Linked DNA regions of Mus musculus: region 2 is linked to region 1. A link is a contact called in ENCODE Hi-C data. All regions are on one chromosome and are shown on one strand. Each heading gives the region's core, a stretch centred on a gene start or an enhancer-like site at or near the end of the contact. The rest is flanking DNA. Distances are from core to core; before and after follow the strand shown. Region 1 overlaps Actn2 (actinin alpha 2). Region 2 holds the start of Actn2 (actinin alpha 2).

Region 1 (3,411 bases), core at 551-3,050:
GGGGAACCCTTATGGACGGACAGACAGAATGTGCCCTGTTTCTGCCATCTTTGTAAAGGCCACCACTGAGAGATGATGGTAATCGGGATCATTGTGCTCAGGAGAATTAGGGCTTTAGAGGGCCGGACTTTGGGGAGAGTGTCCAGTGGCTTCTCTAGGCCAAGTTTTGGATTGTCCTGGGCTGCACAGTGGTGTCCAATCTGTAGCCAAAGGTTGCAAAAATGTGCGTGTATTTACTTGGCCTTACACTGAAACATGATATTGTCACCTACAAAGTTCACACTCAAGAACTCTGTAATGAAGTCTCACACACACATGCACACGCACAAGCACAGGCACACGCACACACACATTTAAGTTGGATTGGTGGGATGGCTTAGACAATAAAAGCACTTGCTGCTAAGCCTGACATCCTGAGTTCAACCCCCAGGACCCACATGGTAGAAAAAGAGAAGACACTACAAATTGTCCTGATGTCCACATATGTGTCTTTATACACATAATCTACACCTGTGCCCAGTCATTGTACACACACATACACACACACATGAAATAAAATGTAAAAACAACAAGTAAAGCCAGGCATGGGAGTATACTCCTTAAATCTCATATCTTGGGAGACAGAGGCAAGCAGATTTCTGTAAATTTGAGGCCAGCCTGGTCTACGTATTGAGTTCCAGGCCAGCCAGGACTACATAGTGAGTGAGACTCTGTCTGAAAACAAAGAAACGTCTCCCTCCAAAAAGCCCAAAGAATTCAATACTTTACTACTTGGTGTTGGGATATATTCATTGCTATCCTGGTTACATGTGGCACCTGGGTCATGAGTTGGACACCTCTGCTTTAGAACAGGCACAGCGCTCTTCTTGGTCCATCCTAGAAACGTGTTAAGAGGCACGTGACTCAAGTTCCCTTCAAGATAATGACCAAGGATTATGTATTGGTTCATTGTATTTACTGCTCTTGTAGATTAAACAATGAAACAACATCTTAAGGCACGCTCATCTCCAACATCCCATCTAGAAAGTTCTTCCATGGATTCAAGGTCAATAACATGGATACATTCAGGACCCAACCTCTTCAGCTTTGATTTCTGAAGGCCAGGGTCATTCCAACCCATAGCCGTAGGGTCTATTCAGGAGTATTTAGCTGGATAGTCAGGGACCTGAGACCTTGGTTTCCTCGACCTACATATTTCTGTTACTAACTTGCTTGATGTTTTATAAAGTTTGTACTTTAGACTAATGATATCTCCCCATTATTCCCTACAGTATATTCAGCCTGCCGTGTAAGTCTGTGTGAAAACTAAAAAAAAAAAAAAAAAAAAGGTGTGAACTGATTCACCCCCTCTATCTTCCCCACCCTGACCCAGACTGCACCATCTTCAGCACGCCCTCTTCTCCATCCTGCCCCGCCCCCACATCTGGCTTTACGTGTGTCTGCGAGCATACCCTCGTCGCCCAGCCATCCTGTTTACCTATTGTGTTTTGCAGGCCGAGACAGCAGCTAACAGAATATGTAAGGTTCTTGCTGTGAATCAAGAGAATGAGAGGCTGATGGAAGAATATGAGAGGCTAGCGAGTGAGGTAAAGGAAATGGGGGCAGCTCCGTCCCATCTGCCTGCAGCCAGGGGTGAGGCAGAGGCTGCAAACGGACTGTCCATGTTTATTTTTTGCACTTTTCATCTCAGAGAGAGTGAGAGCAGAAAATACATCTGGTCTCAGGCTGCTTATCCTAAAGCAACATGCCGGGTACCTGGTGCCAGTGTCCCTGCCCGTCCCCCTGCCCCCACCGTGGCCTTGGCAAAGACCCCAAAGCTACATGTGTTGATGTGGTAGGAAGGGAATCTAGTCTTAGCTCTGTCCCTGTAAGGTCAGAATCGGTAACTTGTAGCCTGTGGGCTACTGCCATCTTGTAGGGCACTGTTTGTATCAAGGGCCCTGTTCAGCACTGTGACCTCATGTGAAAAGAATTTGCAAAGCCTTTTGGGAGGAGGAGGTGTGGTGTGCATGTGTGTGCGTGCGCGCACAGGCCCTGAGAGGGATCTGGGATGACAGCTCACCTTCCAAACCCTTTGAGCCTTAGGGACGAATTTTTGTAGCTCTTTATCCAAATTCTTGATTTGAGCAATGCATTTACAGTTCTTTTATTTATTTATTTATTTATTTATTTATTTTTATTTATTTTTGTCCTTAGCATAGAGGGTACCAGGACATCCTTGTTACTAACCCTGTGTTATTTTTGTAACACAAGCCCAGGCTGAGGGACCCAAGAGCTGTGTCTTCTGAGATAGAACTCAAGTACAGATCCATAGTCAAGACCAGATAACTTAAACTAAATCTTAAAAATAGTTTAAATGGTTAAAAAAGAATAAATGCAAGACTAGATAGTTTTTATGTTAATTTGATTCAACCAATAATTGCTATGTGCTGTGAAAAGCAATGATCAGCACAAGTGAGAGGTAAACCATCCCAAATACTTACTTGATGGGAACTCAATCAAGTAAACTAAATAAACTAAATATATACCTTCATGCTGCTGCTGTGGGAAGTTTAGCTGTTTGATTCCCTACCACTCTTTTTTTTTTCTTTTGTAATTGTTACTATTGCTGTGTAAAACAAAACAAAACAAAACAAAACAAAACAAAACAACCACCTCATTTGTTGGCATCAAGGAGTCCTTGACTTTACAAGAGAAGTCTATTCAGCACAGAAAGAATGCCAGGAATTTTCTTACTTCTTGTAAACTTAGTTTCTCCCTCACAGCTGTGATAAGACAATCTTACAGAAGCATTGTGGGGGAGACATGGTTTATTCTAACTCACAGTTCCAAGGGAGTGCGGTCCATTATGGGGAAGGAGGCATGGCAACAGAATCCTGAGGCAAGTCGGTCACTTTGTATCCACAGTCAAGAAGCAGAGAGAACAGGAAGCAAGGCCAGGCTATAATAACTTCCCAAAACAGCGCTACCTGCTGGGGAGCATGTACACACGAGCCTCTGAGGGACACTCCTGTTCAATGATGATTGGAGGTGTCATCACTGAAACTCCGTTTCATTCTAGCTTCCCACAGCATCAGTAGACATAAGAGTAAATAGAAGGGGAGCTGGAGAGATGGCAGAGAGATGGCTCAGCAGTTATGAGTCTGGCTGCTTTCCCACAGGACCTGGGTTTGAGTCCCAGCACCCACATGGTGGTTAACAACTGTCTGAACCCCCGGTTCCAGAAGGACCTGACAGCCTCTTTGGCCTCTGAAGGCACTTCATGCATGTGGTGCACAAATATACATTCAGGCAAATTGCCCATATGTATCAAATAAGAAGTAAAATTTCAAAACAAACTAAAAACTAGAAGAATAAACTAAGTGTCTAGGTCTCTGAGGCCTGGATACTGACTCAGGAGAAGGGCAGTCA
Region 2 (3,411 bases), core at 538-3,037, 47 kb before region 1:
CCTTTCCCTGGGCAGGAAATTTATGCTATCACAGCTTTAATGGTTGTTTGTTTCCTGCCTTTTGGTGATCGTTGTAGTTCCTTGACAGAGAGAAAGCCTTGAGCGCTGCCTCTGCTTCCATGGTTCTTCACCCAGATGTTGACTTTTTGTATCATGGCTCTTTTTTTTTCTTTTGATCTGGAATCTGAAGTCTGCGGTTAATTTCCAAAGACAAGCACTGTAGTACTTTGATAAACTTGTTCAAAGAGTTGGTTTTAATCTAAAGAGAACTTTAAAATGTAAAATACGAAACCCCAGTTTTGATCTTCAGCATCACATATACCAGATGTAGTGGTACATGTCTGTGATCCCAGCATTCAGGAGTTCAAGAATATCATTGGCTATGCAGCCCATTCTAGACTAACCTGGCATTAGTAATGATGGCGTTACTGAGGAGAACAACCAACAATAGGCAAAAGCTAAGCTTGCCTGTGGTGAGAATTAAAAGAAAAAAAAAACCAGTAATACATTGCATTTGTTGATTGTGTGAGTTTTTCTGCAAAAAACAGTAGATGTTGAAAGAATTTGGCGATTCTAAGTCTACACAGTTTCTCTTGCAACCTGGCTGCAGATTGGTAGCCTTGCGCCACAAATAGTACTGTAGCACCTGCTGGCAGCGGTTACTAAATTGGGATATAAACTTAACTGGGGGGACCCTATCCTCTCAGATGTTTTGGGCACCTAATGCTGTATTCAGCTTATAGCAGGTGGTTGTTACAGGATTGACTTGAAATTTCAGCCCTCTGCTCCCATGGCTCTGGCTTTACTTCCTTGGGTGACATAATTTCTAGGGACGGCTAAGCAGGTCTGGTGAGAGCAGAAGTGCAGCACTGCGGGGAGAAACGGAAATGTAAGGAGAAACTGGCCACCGGCCTGTCATTGTCAGTTCTCTGAATTTATGGCTGGCAGGTGAGTACTAGACGCTTCCTGCTTTGGCTTGGTTACTGACATTTTGATACATTTGGTTTAAGTTACATGCCTTGAGTCCTTCAGGTGAGGGCGAGAAGCCAAGAAAGAGGGTATTCAGGGGTTTTTAAACGGAGGGAGAAAGAATGGAATGGGAGAGAAGACTGAGGATTAAGAGAGGGAACGATGAATAAAGAGAGGACAAAGAAGGAGGGAGACACTTTAGAAGAACTGAAAGAAGGGAAGGAGGAAGGAGGTGAACAGGGAGTAGAGGAGAGGTGGAGAGGCAGAGAGGCAGAGAACTGAAGAGGAGGAAAAGAGGAGAAAAGAAAGACAAATAGAAAAAGAGGAGGAGTGGGCAGGAGAAGGAGGAGGGGAGGGGAAAGGGGCGGAGGAGTGTGTGTGTGTGTGTGTGTGTGTGTGAGAGAGAGAGAGAGAGAGAGAGAGAGAGAGAGAGGTGGGAGTGGAAGTGGGAGTGGGGGAGGAAAAGGAGGGATGAGGGAGATTTTTCAGCTAGCTTGTGGACACACGGGAAACATGACTTTGCAGCGGGTCTTTGGAACCCTTGTGTGTGCTGTGAGAGGTGGGACCGGATCCATATGTGTCCTCTCCCTAGTTCTAAGCTTCCAACCCTCCCTACTTTCCTCTGGGTTGCTGTCCGAGGTGCCCCTAGGTCATCCCTGGAAGCCAGCAGAGAGCAGGGGTGGGCGGAGTCAAGGCAGTGGAACCTGAGCGGGGCTCTCCAGCCAGCCAACCACACGTGTTGGAGACGGGGAGTGGGTGGGGCCGGCAGCACGTGACTCTCAGCGGGCTATTAATCCGCGCGGCGCTGCCTGCAGGCGTGCTGGTACTTCGCCGGAGACTCCGCGCCCAGGCGTGCCGCCCCAGGAACCGCGAGAAGGTCACCGCAGCCCGCCGCCTTTCCATCCATCCATCCATCCATCCATCCATCCATCCATCCATCCATCCATTCATCCATCCATCCATCCATCCATCCATCCATCCATTTCTCCGTCCGTCTGTCCATCCCTTGCGCTGTGCTCGCTCCCCAGCCGCCCCAGCCACCCAGCGCCATGAATCAGATAGAGCCCGGCGTGCAGTACAACTATGTCTACGACGAAGATGAGTATATGATCCAGGAGGAGGAGTGGGACCGCGACCTGCTCCTCGACCCGGCCTGGGAGAAGCAGCAGAGGAAGGTCAGCAGGGTCCCTCACGCATGTCTGTGCCTGGGTCGTTGTGGGGTGGGGGCGTCTCCGGCTGTGACCACTAGAAGAGGCCCCCTGGTGGAGGCTCTTGTTCCCCCAGCCTCCCACCGCACCATCAGAAAGGACAGCACACCCAGAGATAGGCAGGACACCTGGTGTGTGTGTGTGTGTGTGTGTGTATAAAAGTTAACATAAGTTGGAAAACGAATGATGTTCAAAAGACTGTTAGACTAGAATCTGAGAGTCTCAGCTCTCCTTTTGCCATGACCTTGCCCTAAAGTTATTTTGTGACAGACCCTGCTGTCTTCATTTGCCCCAAGACTGTCTCCTCACTAAGACACAAAATGAAAACCCACTCTATCTCAACTTTCCTAGGTCTGGCCCAAAGATAATTCGAAAACTACTTATTAAACATGTTAGGCTCCTTAGAGAGGGATGCTGTAGAACCCTAGACATTCACCTACAAAGTAAAAATTATTTCACACTCTATTTATAGTTCATTGAGGTAAGCACACAGGGATGAAGGAGACAGCCAGCTTCCAAGAGCTCCCTCCCCATCTTGGTGCTCTATGGGGCCTAATGGAACATTCCATTATTCAGGGTTTCTTCTTGATCCTCTTGGCTAAAACAAATAGGGGTGCTCACCAGGAGGCTAAGTTCCACCTCTGTTTGACTGGGCACAGAGCCTGGGTGGTTAGGCAAGTCAACAGACTAACTCAACATTCTGACAAAAGCCAGTTCCCCAAGCCAGTGCCTCATGCCTTATCTTCTTACTTTTTCTGGGCATGAGCAAGGTGGATTTCCCTTCTAAGAGCCTACTGTTAGGTGGATGCTAAGTGTGAGTGTCAGTGTGCATGGGAGTTTCCATAGCTGCTCCTTTGAGTGATTGTGTGTCAGTAAGTGTATAATGTTGGAAATCTATGGTGATGTTAACAAGAAAGAAAAAGGCTTCATGCTTGCATTCATTATCAAATAACCACGCACTACTTTTATATAGTATTTCTCTTTTCTTGTCTACTCTCTCTTAAATTCTCAGTAGCAGCTCTGTCCCTGCTGTTGCTATAACCCTCTGATGATGCTACTTTTCCACCCCCACCTTGCTTCCCGAGATGTCTGCCATCACTACCTTTCTTGGGAACAAGGGATGGAGACTGATACATTTAGAAATAGAGTCTAATTAAAGGGCTTACCAAGAGGGATGCCCATGGCCCTGAGGGTTACACTTGTGCCATCTGGATGTAACCACTTGGTAAGAAGT

What was found. Hi-C counts contacts between places; a loop is a spot of excess contacts on that map.
Region 2: a loop to region 1 is called in a map of gastrocnemius, with 23 times the contacts of the local background. The contact joins the promoter of Actn2 here to the enhancer-like site in region 1. A Hi-C loop is called at or near these places in 2 of 37 maps with a recorded cell type or tissue (gastrocnemius and heart).

Annotation. Positions count from the first base shown.
Region 1 is chr13:12,292,485-12,295,895 of GRCm38, reverse strand. It overlaps Actn2 (actinin alpha 2), which reads left to right. Exons shown (of 21, transcript NM_033268.4): 9 at 1,494-1,586. Among named protein-coding and RNA genes, the nearest start is that of Gm40667, 16 kb to the left of the region's middle. Within about 2 kb of position 1,800, at least 2 of the 3 ENCODE cell types and tissues checked have a DNase peak (open chromatin) inside an H3K27ac peak, as active enhancers do; they include gastrocnemius and heart, where a contact is called at or near this core.
Region 2 is chr13:12,339,108-12,342,518 of GRCm38, reverse strand. It overlaps Actn2 (actinin alpha 2), which reads left to right and starts at 1,787. Exons shown (of 21, transcript NM_033268.4): 1 at 1,787-2,144. The coding sequence starts at 2,019.